3 separate regions of the Homo sapiens genome follow, and all the other regions are linked to region 1. The links are chromatin contacts, found by Hi-C or POLR2A ChIA-PET in ENCODE. All regions are on one chromosome and are shown on one strand. Each heading gives the region's core, a stretch centred on a gene start or an enhancer-like site at or near the end of the contact. The rest is flanking DNA. Distances are from core to core; before and after follow the strand shown. Region 1 overlaps PDE11A (phosphodiesterase 11A). Region 2 overlaps LOC100130691 (Putative uncharacterized protein FLJ44553). Region 3 overlaps LOC100130691 (Putative uncharacterized protein FLJ44553).

Evidence for each region. Hi-C counts contacts between places; a loop is a spot of excess contacts on that map. ChIA-PET counts read pairs that join two places held with the same protein, here RNA polymerase II (POLR2A). Pooled maps may share reads with other maps.
Region 2: a pooled map shows a loop between it and region 1 (2.9-fold over the local background). The contact joins two enhancer-like sites. A Hi-C loop is called at or near these places in 1 of 168 maps with a recorded cell type or tissue (breast epithelium) and 3 of 50 pooled maps. POLR2A ChIA-PET finds 5 or more read pairs at or near these places in 1 of 52 experiments (Panc1).
Region 3: a pooled map shows a loop between it and region 1 (5-fold over the local background). The contact joins two enhancer-like sites. A Hi-C loop is called at or near these places in 5 of 168 maps with a recorded cell type or tissue (GM23248, left cardiac atrium, mucosa of descending colon and 2 more) and 3 of 50 pooled maps. POLR2A ChIA-PET finds 5 or more read pairs at or near these places in 4 of 52 experiments (SK-N-SH, activated CD4-positive, alpha-beta T cell, activated T-cell and 1 more).

Annotation. Positions count from the first base shown.
Region 1 is chr2:177,722,481-177,727,068 of GRCh38, reverse strand. All of the region lies in intron 12 of PDE11A (phosphodiesterase 11A), which reads left to right. PDE11A-AS1 (PDE11A antisense RNA 1) reads right to left here. Exons shown (of 5, transcript NR_136171.1): 5 at 3,780-3,980. Among named protein-coding and RNA genes, the nearest start is that of PDE11A-AS1, 51 kb to the right of the region's middle. Within about 2 kb of position 2,233, at least 2 of the 41 ENCODE cell types and tissues checked have a DNase peak (open chromatin) inside an H3K27ac peak, as active enhancers do.
Region 2 is chr2:177,292,864-177,297,451 of GRCh38, reverse strand. The region is part of intron 8 of LOC100130691 (Putative uncharacterized protein FLJ44553); the gene reads left to right. Among named protein-coding and RNA genes, the nearest start is that of MIR6512, 19 kb to the left of the region's middle. Within about 2 kb of position 1,808, at least 4 of the 41 ENCODE cell types and tissues checked have a DNase peak (open chromatin) inside an H3K27ac peak, as active enhancers do.
Region 3 is chr2:177,351,278-177,355,865 of GRCh38, reverse strand. The region is part of intron 1 of LOC100130691 (Putative uncharacterized protein FLJ44553); the gene reads left to right. Among named protein-coding and RNA genes, the nearest start is that of AGPS, 39 kb to the left of the region's middle. Within about 2 kb of position 2,530, at least 5 of the 41 ENCODE cell types and tissues checked have a DNase peak (open chromatin) inside an H3K27ac peak, as active enhancers do.

The DNA.
Region 1 (4,588 bases), core at 984-3,483:
TAAGCCTTGGAATTTAATCTCAAAGCAAATGTTTGTGGCAAATATTGAAACAAATCCTCTATTTACTTCTTCTGGCAAGAAATAAGGCTTTTTTTGGCATAATTTCTACTACATTGTTACACTATCATCAAGTACAATGTTTTCTGGCTTAAATATGTTGGTTTCTTTGGCTTCATAGTTATATATACACACATGTGTACGTACATATCTGTGGGTGTGTGTAAACATATTGCCATACAAAAAAAAAGAATGTGAGTCTTGGACTCTTCCAACATAAAATAAATACCTTATATTTTTGCACCCAGACTAAAATTTAAACACAAAATCAGAACGCCAAATGAAATGCATTTTCCTTTGGTCCAAATGAACAAAGACAATTCTGCTTCTTTCTCAAAAAAAAAAAAAAAACTCTGCCTCATTTTCTGCCTATTAAAATTTTACTCATCCTTTAAGGCATTCATCTAGTGCCAGTTTTTCTACAAAGTCTTCCCCTTTCTCCCAAATCATCAATAATTACTTCTTTCCCTGTACTGTATCTAGTACAACACATCTTTCTTGCTACTGTGTATTTTAAGTTACAAATCTGTCATCCTCCTATAGAGTAAGCTGCTGAGGGAAGAGATCATTTCTTGTTTTTTCAACAGCATCTACTTATTTGCTCAACCACCATTTATTGAGGGTCACACCAGCACCCTGCACTCTGTCATGTACTTGGTGGGTTTTCAAAAAATGTATGTTGAATTGACATGAGCTGAAATGTGCATCTAGCATAAGATGGGGCCAGAATGTCTTTTATACTAGGGACTTGTGCTTTGGGTCCTCAACTGCTTAATAAACAGGCAGACTGGCCTGGGAAAACTGGACTGATTCCATTCTTCTGTTGCATCCACCGTTAGAGGAGTGAGCCATCAAGTGAGAAAGGAAGGTGCTTTGAACCATGAGGCTTAATAGCTCAAGTAACAACCATTGCTTGGAAAAAAAAAATCTTCATTTTGTTTTTCCATATCCTACCTCAGTAAACAAGGTATAATGTTTTGTGTACAGATTTCATATGTCTGGCCCACAGAGGACATTCAATAAAAAACTTTTTAACCCATTATTTGGGAAAACCTATGGATTTATGCGAATTGCCAAAATAAGTAAGTAGGAACCCTGTTCAATGAAGGAAAAAGAAATGGCTGTGACATTTTTGAGTTAGAAATGTCAAGGACAGAGACAGATTTTTATAACAAACCTTAAAATAGTTGGAATAGGGGAAACTGGCAAGAGCAGCAGGGTCACAGTGGACACTTAGGAGCAAAAGGAAATATATATCCAGTTTTCTGCAGTGGGTATTTCCATTATATGGGCAATTTTGATCCTTTCCAAGAAATTGAAGAGAATAGAATTCTTAAACTATGTCACCACAATGGGGATGCTCATATCGTCAGAATATTTCCAGGGTACAGTTGTTTTTGCAAGTATGCTCAGCAATCTTGAAGAGCAGCATTGTTGGAGAAGGCTTAGGTTTTGTTTTTTTGCATTCATGCTAACACAGAAAGAGGAGACTTCATTGTCAAATTTCTCTAAGGAGGGTGGGTGGAGGAGATCACAAAACAAAAACATGACTTCAGAAAGAATACAACGTTATTTTGTTCTCCTTCACATTGTATTGAGTAGCCACATCTGGAAAAGATAGTATTTTCTGCTCATTAAATTTTGTTGAACTTAACTAAGGGTTACAGTCAGTTAAAAGTGTCAACATTTGTTTCTCTCTAACGTAAGTATCTTCTCCAAGCTTGACTCTGGTCAATCTGGTTAATCAGAATTTTTTAATTAAGAAAATAATTACAGAAGTAACAAAGACGACTCAATCAGTGTAGCTAAAAATAAATTTAACTCGCTCATCAATTCTCATCTCTGGAATGTGACTCGGCCTATGGTAAAATGATGCCCTATTTCTTACCACCAATGGGCACTCATGCTTTTGGCACTCCTGAAGATTCTAAAAGCCTTTCAATGTTTTGATCTTATCAGTGATTAAAATTCCATTCCAGTGATCTCATATTTCCTGTCTGTGGGTTGTGTTAGAACCAAAATTCTCTATTAATCTGGGGGGAAAAAAGAAAGAAAAGAAAAGAAACTCACCATGTACCAACCATTGGATTCAACCTGGGTCATGTCATAAGGCTAAGAAAGCACAGCGTGTGTGTGCTGAGGCTTCCTCTAGATGGCGCTCCAAGGCAAAGTTTCTCAGCTGGTTTCCAGAAAAGGGGGAAAAAACCTTACCCACCTTCCTTGAAAGTGCTTCTTTTCTTCTAGCACAGGGAATACTGAGGTACACACCCCACCACAAAATAAATGTTTTTCCTAAAAGAGATAGCAACAAAACCAGTCTGTCGGAAAAGAGCATCTCCCATCAGGATGGGCCTGTTTTATGACTGCCACCTTGCATACCGTGCTGTTAAAGTGAATAATAGTGTTCTCCGTGTGACCTTAAATCTGTGATTGTGTATTTTTCCAAGCCTATTGTCTCTGGGAATGGGGAAATGCATAGTTGTGTGTCACTGCTGAACAAATTTTGGCACCACGTACAACAGGACAAGCAAATTATAAATATATGCCCCAGCTTCCTAACCTTTAACCCTAAAATCACTTCACGGGTGGAAAATAAACTTATTGACTCAGCATTGTGTTTTGCAAAAGTATTCAGGTTCATGTGTAGGTAACAAAGCGGTTTTGTTCCTTTAGAAATTAAAAAAAAAAAGAACTACTGTGTAGGACAGGCAAATTGATATAAAATGATGAACATTTTATTCACTGGGAACCCTGTTAATGACTTATTAATTTGTTCCATGCCTCTGGTCTGAAATTTCACATTTATAAATTTGAAAGCTTCAATGTTATTCTTTGTTTTTAAAAAGATATTTAGATAGTTAAAATTTCCCAAATACTTTGAATTCCTCTGACAAATACAGTAGGTAGTGACAGTTATTATTTGTGGTTAAAATGAGGAAGAAAACCTGCAGATGAATGATCATCATATAAATTTTCTTTACTAATAGAAGTTTATAGAACAAATATTCCATCATGCACATACATAATAAATAAATTATAACTATAAATACATGATAAAAGATGAGGGACATATTTCTTATATTCACGATGTAGACTAGATATCGGAAATGACTCTGCTTTTGTTTGTATTCTGTAAAATAAAAGGCATGTAGTGGTGCCAAGGTTGCAGAGACATTTTTTTCGGTTTTATAAATGATGTATGAGCTCTGACAGATTTTCCAAGGGGAAAAAAAAAGATTTCTTTAAGAGTCAGTATTCTTTACTATCCCATAAATGTACTCATTAGCACTTTGAGCCATGCCCTGCATCCTGTAGGGTATCAATAAAGATTAATTGAATGAGTGAATTTAGTTTAGGGTAATATTATTCAAGGAACCATGTTGCTCAGTGTCCAGTTAAAAAAAGCTATAAAATGGTGAACAACTATTATTGCTTGAAATCTTGTTCTTTCTTCATATCACACTAAGGTTCAGCTAGGGTTCATATAGAATATTATGATCTTGCAGAATTCACTGGATATGAAAAGAGAAGAGCACATGATCACATTAAAATTTATGGTGGTGCAGGCAGCGTGGCGCTGGTGGGGAATTGCAGTTAAACACTAATAATAACCAAGTATCACAGCAAACACATTGACACCCCCTGACATTTACTGGGGGCTTCTTAAATCTTAATGTGGAGGTAGCGTGTTTAAATCCATATTTGTGTTGTCAACAAGGTTATTTTCAGAGATAAGCCAAACCATTTTATTGATAATTCAAACTAGAAAGCAGAAGGGATGTTTAGGGAGAAAATCCATCCTATTTACCAGCTTGAGGCTGATGTTCTGTCCTCTGACTGCAGTTTCCAGAAAAGTCCTTGATTTTTGAGGTAGAAAATTCATTCTGGAAGATCTTAGAAGCACAGCTGAAACTCCTCCCTCCCTGTCCAAGAAATACAGAACCAATTGAAATTTTAAATAAAATATTTTTACTCAATAATCAGAATCCTAATCTCAACAGAAATCAAATTCCTTTGTAGACTGTAACACTGGAAGTTACAGAGAGATCTAGATGTTTTGTTCTGTAACTGACTGAAATAAATTAATAAACAGTAATCATATTTGTAATCATCAAACATCATTTTTACATTGTATTTCCTTATCAAAAAAGTAGTAACTTGTTATATTTACTTTAAAATAAATGGCAGCATTATTGTAATACTATAATAAAATCTACATGATAGAATAACCAACTCTTTAATCTTCATGCAAATGTAACCTACAAGATGGCAAATTTTTAATTTAGAAAAGGAGTAATTTTTAAATGTTTTTGCAGAACATCAGCACCAGACACAATAAATTAACTATGGGGCTAATCAATTTGAATACTGTGTTTAAATTACATTTAAGACTCCTGTCTTTTAATCATTTAAAAAAGGTTTCTATTTTTCTTCTCTCTGACTGCATCTCAGAGCCCCAATTAGGCACTCCATGCTTCCAGCTGACATTGCCTTTATCCACATTTATTTTATAAAAGAAAAAAGGCAAAGC
Region 2 (4,588 bases), core at 559-3,058, 430 kb after region 1:
TCCTGAGTATGGGTAGGACCCCTCTGGAATGAGAGTCTCCAGGATAAAAGGGAAAGAATGACCCAGAGGTTTTATGGCTTGCTTTGCAGAAGAGTGGTCCTAGTGTCTAGGACCTGTCTTGGCATAGAGGAATTCTGATTTCTATCCTTGTTTTAGAGAAGAAAAAGAGACAAGAGACAGGAGAGCAGAAGAGGGTCAGAGAACACTTTATTCCGAGGTCCTTCCAGAGTCCTTCAGTTTAAAGTACTCAGCCAAGGGCCGATCATGGTATCTCACACCTGTAATCTCACTACTTTGAGAGGCTGAGGCGGGAAGATCACTTGAGGTCAGGAGTTTGAAATCAGCCTGACCAATATGGTGAAACCCTGTCTACTAAAACACAAAAATTAGCCAGGCATGGAGGCGGGTACCTGTGATCTCAGCTACTTGGGAGGCTGAGGCAGGAGAATCGCTTGAACTCAGGAGGCAGAGGTTGCAGTGAGCCGAGATCGCACTATTGCACTCCAGCCTGGGCGACAGAGTGAGATTCCCTCTCAATAAATAAAAAAAAATAAGTAAAATAAGTAAATAAATAAGTAAAGTACTCAGCCAAGTGAGGTGCCATACTTTGGAGTAACATGTCCTGAGTCCTGACACTGCGCTGAGGATTTAGAAAGTATGATTACCATATACTATATAAAATATAGCCATATATATATAGAAGGAGCATTATACATTTTAATGTCAAGCTATTTATTATTTTGTTTTATTTCTTTATTTTATAGAGACAAGGTCTTATTATGTTGCCCAGGTTGGAGTGTCTATGCATAGGGCGCGATCATAGTGCACTGCAGCCTTCAACTCCTGGCCTCAATGGATCCTCCCGGCCTCATCCTCCCAAGGCTATTTATTATTTTGTTATATTGGTAGGTAGGTCTCTTACCAACTGGATAAAATGCTCCTTGAAGGCAGGGGCCATGTCTTTACTTCTCTGGTATACTCCAAAGTGCTGAGCATTTAATAGGCATCCAGTGGAGAGCAACCCAGTTGAAAACATTAGTGCCTCATGTCTGCATGAACCAAGCTTGCCTTCCAGCTCCTCACAGAATCTCTGTGGGAATAAGTAACATGATTGGAAAACATGAAATAACTTACTATGTAAGTGATCATTTTACACTTTATGTCATCACCAATAGGTGGCACCATCAATTTTAAAATTATATAGCCCAAAATTGTACATATTGATGGTGTTTGTTCAATAGATGTTTACTGGACTCCATGTATGTAGAAACTTCTCAGCTCGCCACTACCACCAGAGTAAAAATAAAAGTATTACAGACACGCTTTATCATACTTTCTTTTCTAGTAATACCCTAAAAAACATGTATTTCCACTTTCAGATTTCATCCCCGTTTTAAAAAAACAACATCTAAATCTTGGATAACACAAAAACAACGGTTTTACAATTTTGTCCTTTTGTGTTTGTGTGTATGTGTGTGCATTCCAACCCAGCTTAATATCTTATTGTAAAAGGGAAAAAGGGATGCAAAAATAAATAAAAAGCAAATTTAAAAACCTGGGTTTTAGTGGGGGAAGGGGACCTATCAGCAGAATTTAACCCGAGTTGGCTTTCAGTTAACACAATTTACCACTCCTCTCTTTCTTTCCTTTTGGAAGATAACAAAAGTTTGATTCAGGCACAGAAGAATTATTTCAACAGCTTCCAAGTCCGCATAATCCCATCTGGAGATAATAAAAGGCCCCATTCCTCTGTGTTTATTTCAAGAGGTTCGTTCTTTGGAATGACCTGAGGTTGCAAACTGTAGAACAGTTGCCAGCTGAAGAGAACTGCAGCTTGAATGCTACTCAGGAAGTCTCTATGGACCTGGGATAACTCCTCTGAGATTTCCTTAGTGTAGAAAGAGGCCCCTGTGCCCTTCCTTCTCTACAAGATGAGGGCAAAAAAGGGACAAAAGAGAAAAAGAGGGGAAAGGGAGCAGTGAGGAAATTAAACTGCAGTATTTGCATCAAACACCATATAATAGTCACTAATTCACTAATTTATCCACCTACTGCTGAGAGAATAGGAAACTCTGCCCAAGTCTGCCTTTTTTTTTTTTTTTTTTTTTTTTTTGAGACGGAGTCTTGCTGTATCGCCCAGGCTGGAGTGAAGTGGCGCAATCTCGGCTCACTGCAAGCTCCGCCTCCTGGGTTCACGCCATTCTCCTGCCTCGGCCTCCCGAGTAGCTGGGACTGCAGGCGCCCGCCACCATGCCTGGCTAATTTTTTGTATTTTTAGTAGAGACGGGGTTTCACCATGTTAGCCAGGATAGTCTCGATCTCCTGACCTCATGATCCGCCCGCCTTGGCCTCCCAAAGTGCTAGGATTACAGACGTGAGCCACCGCGCCTGGCCGTCTGTGCCTCTTTTTACTGAATGTCTTTAAAGTGCGATGAATGGCATTAGGGAGTTGGGAAGATGCACAGAGGGAACATAGAAGGGTTTTTGTCATTCAGGAGCTTCCAATCTAGTAAACCATAAGAGTGTCTTGTATAGTGGTGGTTAGAAAGGCAGGCTGCTTTATTCATTTGTACCACAACTCCACCACCTATGCACATTTGTGCTAATTTCAAGCAAAGGGGAATATGGATCCACCTTTACACTACTCTGCAAAAAAGAAAAATTACCTATCCTCCTCTGATGTTTTTAGAAATTCGAAATAAATTTTAAATGAAGTAAAGCAATGAGGCAAAGTTTTTATTTCAAACCATGAGCCCTTCTCTCCCCACTAGTTGAGAATCTCTATGATACTTATTCAATGTGATGAAAGATTGCTCAGGCTCAGAAAGGGGCAAGTTATGATTGGAGACAATGACTTTGCAACATAATCAATTCATCTAGTTTTGCTATTACCTTGACAGCCTAGGTCCAGGAGCAGGGAAATTAGATGGTGTCCTATTCAGAGTTGGGAATGGCAAGACTGGCTCATGGGCCAGGGATGATGAAACCAGCATGCTGGTCAAAGCCTTTGCTAAATATCTCCCCATGGAGCCCAGGCTCAGAAATGGCTGTCCAGCCTTTTGCAGCCCTTCCTAGGCTGCCATAAAAATGTACCACCAGGCAGCTTCAAACAACAGAAATGTATACTCTCACAGTTCTGGAAGCTAGAAGTCCAAGACTAAGGGATTGGCGGGATTGGTTTTTTCTGAGGTCTCCAAAGGAGAATCTGTTTCATGCCTCTTTGCCAGCTTCTGATGGTGGCTGGCAATTGCTGGTATTCCTTGTCTTGTAGATGCATCACTCACATCTCTGTCTCCATCTTCACATGATGTTCTCACTATATTTCTGCATCTTCACATGGCCCTCTTCACGTGGACATTAGTCTTGTTGGATTAAGGGCCCACTCTACTTCTCTAGTATGACCTCATCTTAATTAGTTACATCTACAATGACACTATTTCCCCCAATAAGCTCACATTCTGACGTACTGAGGGCTAGGACTTCAACATATTTCACCGAGGGCACAAAATTCAGCCTGCAACAGGCCTGATGGCAGGGAAGAGAGCTGAGTGTTGTAGGGGGAGAAGGAGGGACTAAGGGCTGGTCAGAGTGGCAGGGAGTACAGGGTGGAATTCTCAACACTCAGGAATGGTGGAGGTGGCTTTGGTCTCAAATTGATCCAAGTTTAGGATAACTATATTGGTTCATGCAGATTTAATTGTGCCTCCAGTTTTAGAACTTTTTTTTTTTTTTTTTTTTTTTTTGAGATAGGGTCTCCCTTTGTTGTCCTGGCTAGAGTGCAGTGGCGTGATCATAGCTCACTGTAGTGCTAACATCCTGGGCTCAGTCTCCTGATTAGCTGGGACTACAGGCACACTGCACTATGCCCAGATTTTTTTTGATTTGTGTAGAGATAGGGTCTCACTAGGTTTTCCAGGCTGGTCTCAAACTCCTGGGTTCAAGCAATTCTCCAGCCTGGACCTCCCAAAGTGCTGGGATTATAGGTATGAGCCACTGCACTCAGCCTAGAACACCACTTTTTAACCATCAGGACTTTACTTGGATATGTGAGTTAAATGCTTTACTAAAGTCCCAGTGTAGATGGATTCAGTCCTCTCCAGAGGCTTGGGGTGCTAATCTGGTTGGAAGTGAGAAGCTTGGGGACTTGTCTTAAGCTGTGCTTTATGGCAAGCTCATCATGTTTACATGGTTTGTTATTACTTAGGGCAATCTGGGATTAGGGGAGCTAATGAAGATTAGGGAAGCCAGACCCCCAATCAACCCTTGGACTTGCGTTGGTCTCTAGCTTATCCTTTTATCTTGCTGACCTTTCAAGATCTGTTGTAACTATATTAACTCAAATCTGTTTGTTGGAAATTGAACCAAGACTATACGATCTCCATGTTCTCAGACTCACTTACTGGCTTATGCTCAACAACAGAGAGAGGGCAGTGTGCAGCGTATGAGTTAACTTTTGTAGTAGAATAGTTCAAGCATTTTAGAGCAGGCTATAGCCACAGACTTGCATAGTGTGGCAACACAGGTTGTACAACTTACGCAAACAAAAAGATGCACATTTAATTGAGTACGGTGAATGGTCACTTCTGGG
Region 3 (4,588 bases), core at 1,281-3,780, 370 kb after region 1:
TTTCTGATATGTTTCTATTAAGAAAAAAAAAAAGAAAGAAAAGGAAAGAAAAAGCAGAAAAGATGAAAGAAAGCTTCCCATCAGTGTTTCAAATAAAGAAGTTTATGATGAGATGTTACCATTGACCCTTAATTTCTGCCCCGTTTGAAACACTAAGGGAGTCCAACCATTGTCCATGCCCCTTTTGGAATGGTTGTGATTTCCAGGGCCTTGGTTAACTATTACTCCTAGCCCAAATCCTGGTGAGCTCCACTAGCTGCAGAGGCCACCATTTGCAAGAGCAGATATGCAGAAGATCCCTGGCCAGCCTCCTCATACCTACCTTCATTGCTATGTGGAGACAATAGAATCATTAAAAGTTATGGGCTGGACATGGTGGCTAACACCTGTAATCCCAGCACTTTGGGAGACCGAGATGGATGGATCGCTTGAGTACAGCAGTTTGAGACCAGCCTGGGCAACATGATGAAACCCTGTCTCTACAAAAAAAAAAAAAAAAAAAAAATTAGCCAGCCTTCATGGCACATGCCTGTGGTCCCAGCTACTCAGGAGGCTGAGGTGGGAGGATCACCTGCGCCTGACAGGTCAGGGCTGCAGTGAGCCAAGATTGCACCACTGCACTCCAGCCTGACAGAGTAAGACAATATATCAAAAAAAAATTTTTTTCATAGACCAATGGAACACAATACAGAACCCAGAAATAAACTCAAATACTTACGGGCAACTGATCTTTGACAGAGCAAAGAAAAACATAAAGTGGGGAAAGGACACCCTTTTCAACAAATGGTGCTGTGATAATTGGCTAGCCACATGTAGGAGAATAAAAGTGGAACCTCATCTCTCACCTTATACAAAAGTCAACTCAAGATGGATTAAGGACTTAAATCTAGGACCTGAAACTGTAAAAATTCTAGAAGATAACATTGGAAAAACCCTCTAGACATTGGCTTAGACAAGGATTTCATGACCAAGAACCCAAAAGCAAATGCAATAAAATCAAAGATAAATAGTTGGGACTTAATTAAACTAAAGAGCTTTTGCACAGCAAAAGGAACAGTCAGCAGAGTAAATAGACAACCCACAGAGTGGGAGAAAATCTCCACAATGTATACATCTGACAAAGGACTAATATCCAGAATCTACAATGAACTCAAACAAATCAGTAAGGAAAAACAAACAATCCCATCAAAAAGTGCGCTAAGGATATGAATAGACAATTCTCAAAAGAAGATATACAAACGGTGAACAAACATATGAAAAAATACTCAACATCACTAATGATCGGGGAAATGCAAATCAAAACCACAATGCAATACCACCTTACAAGAATGGTGATAATCAAAAAATCAAAAAACAGTAAATGTTGGTGTGGATGCAGTGATCAGGGAACACTCCTACACTGCTGGTGGGAATGTAAACTAGTACATCCTGTATGGAAAACAGTGTGGAGATTCCTTAAAGAGCTAAAAGTAGAACTAAAATTTGATCCAGCAATCCCACTACTGGGTATCTACCCAGAGGAAAACAAGTCATTATTCGAAAAAGAACATGGACATGCATGTTTATAGCAACACAATTTGCAGTTGCAAAATCGTGGAGCCAACCCAAATGCCCATGAATCAACGAGTGCATAAAGAAACTGTGATATAGGCTGGGCACACTGGTTTATGCCTGTAATCCCAGCACTTTGGGAGGCCGAGGTGGGCGGATCACCTGAGGTCAGGAGTTTGAGACCAGCCTGGCCAACATGGCAAAACCCCGTCTCTCCTAAAAGTACAAAAATTAGCCAGGCATGGTGGCGGGTGCTTGTAATCACAGCTACTCAGGAGGCTGAGGCAGGAGAATCGCTTGAACCCGGGAGGCGGAGTTTGCAGTAAGCTGAGATCGCACCACTGCACTCCAGCCTGGGCGACGAGAGCAAGACTCCATCTCAAAAAAAAAGAAAAAGAAAGAAACTGTTATATTTATATATATAAATATATATATTTATATATATTTTTATATATATATAAATATATATATTTATATATATATAATATATATGATGGAATACTGCTCAGCCATAAAAAGGAATGAATTAATGGCATTTGCAATGACCTGGATGAGACTGAAGACTATTATTCTAAGTGAAGTAACTCAGGAATGGAAAACCAAACATCCTGTGTTCTCACTGATATGTGGAAGCTAAGCTATGAGGACGCAAAGGCTTAAGAATGATACAATGGGCTTTAGGGGACTTGGGGGGAAGGGTGGGAGGGGGCAAGGGATAAAAGACTACAAACAGGGTGCAGCGTATACTGCTCAGGTGATGGGTGCACCAAAATCTCACAAATCACCACTAAAGAACTTACTCATGTAACCAAATAACACCTGTACCCCCGTAACCTATAGGAAAAAAAATTAAGTTATAAAGGTATATTTATTTCTATGGTTAAAGAAAAAATTCCCCTTGTTATAGAAAACTGAGGTGTCTGGAAAAGAAGCCTGAGACTTGGCTGCCCTGGGGAAGGATCCTAGGCGGCTGTGGTTGAAGAAACTTACATGAACCCACGTCCTTGGCAAGAGTGCTTGGTTTCCTGAATTGTTAGGAAAGTTGTTGAGAAACTGAGGACTGTAGTGAAGGGAGAATATTTGTTTTAGACAATAACAGATGATAGTATGAACAAAAACAGGTGGTGGCAATCAATTCCTAGTCGGGAGCCCAGAGAAAGGAATCCACATTTGGATCCTGTCTCAGTTTAATAAGATTCTTTGAAATGTAGCAGAGAAGGCTCCTGTTGCCTTCAGTAAATGGCTTGCTTGCTTTTTTTCCCACTCAAATCTATACAGTATAAGCTTTTGGACCTTGCTTTCCATACTATATTAGACCAAAAGTTGCACTTAGAAAATCTCCATCTTATACAATCTCCTCACTTTAAGTGAGAAAACAAAGGTGCAGACTTGCCAAGCGTCAACCCGTTATTACTAAAATTCCTGTCCCAGAGCTTACTTCATATGACATGAAGTTCCTGTTTCCACAACAGCAGCCAAACCCTATCTGCTCCCTGTTTCCTTCTCCTTTTTGTAATGAAATGATAGAAGTTGGGGACTCGAAATAATTTTCACTGAGTGTATATAACCCTCAGAACCTTTATTATGCTTCACTTCAACAAATATTTACTAAGTAACTACAATGTCCAAGCCTTAGCACTACTAAGTTGTTGTTCCTCCAGCAGATAAGGGCCTCAAACATAGTTGCAGCTAAGATTCTCTCTAAAGGTTTATTTCATCTCCACCCAAAACAGGAAGGCCTGGGAACTTGTACCAATATATTTCTTTCTTTCTTTCTTTTTTTAAGATGGAGTCTTGTTCTGTCATGTTACCCAGGCTGGCATGCAGTGGTGCAATCTTGGCTCACTGCAACCTCTGCCTCCTGGGTTCAAGCAATTCTCCTGCCTCAGACTCCCAAGTAGATGGGACTACAGGTGCATGCAGCCACGCACAGCTAATTTTTGTATTTTTAGTAGAGACAGGGTTTCTCCATGTTGGCCAGGCTGGTCTCAAACTCCTGACCTCAGGTGATCTGCCCACCTCGACCTCCCATAGTTCTAGGATTACAGGCACAAGCCACGGTGCCCAGCCAATATATTTCTTTAACTCAGTACAGCTAACACATATTTACTTATCATCCTTTTCTTTCTAGCTGATTACAGGTTTCCTCTTTTCTTTTTTGTCTTCCTGGTATCCTTGTCTGTTCCCTCTGTTTAAAGTTTTGCACAAGGTTCTGGGAAAGAATTGAGGAATGCTTAGGGTGTGACCCCACAAGCCAAATCTTGCACAGTTTCAGTATATGGGGATTAAGAAAAGATGACTGATTCTTGACGTTCTGGTCTGACTTTGGGCTTGGTTCGAGAGTGTGGGGATTCTAGTGTAATGGAAAAGAGAATATAACTAAAAGTGGTGCAGATTTGTTAGTCTAAAATCTGGTCCCTGCTTAGAGATACTCTGATTCCTCTCACTGCTATGGAACAGACACACACACCCACACACCACCCCAGCTGATGTTGTCACACTCACACACACACACACCACCCCAGCTGATCTTGTCACACACACACCACCCCAGCTGACCTTGTCACACACACACACACACCACCCCAGCTGATCTTGTCAAACACACACACACACACCACCCCAGCTGATCTTGTCAAACACACACCACCCTAGCTCATCTTGTGTGTCTCTCTCACACACACACACCACCCTAGCTCATCTTGTCTCTCTCTCTCTCACACACACACACCACCCCAGCTCATCTTGTCATACACACCACCCCAGCTGATCTTGTCTCTCTCTCTCTCTCTCTCAATCTCACACACACACACACCACCCTAGCTCATCTTGTCTCTCTCTCTCACACACACACACCACCCCAGCTCATCTTGTCATACACACCACCCCAGCTGATCTTGTCTCTCTCTCTCTCTCTCTCAATCTCACACACACACACACCACAGCTGATCTTGTCTCACACACATACACACACACACCACTCCAGCTGATCTTGTCTCTCTGTCTCTCTCTCTCACACACACACACCACCCCAGCT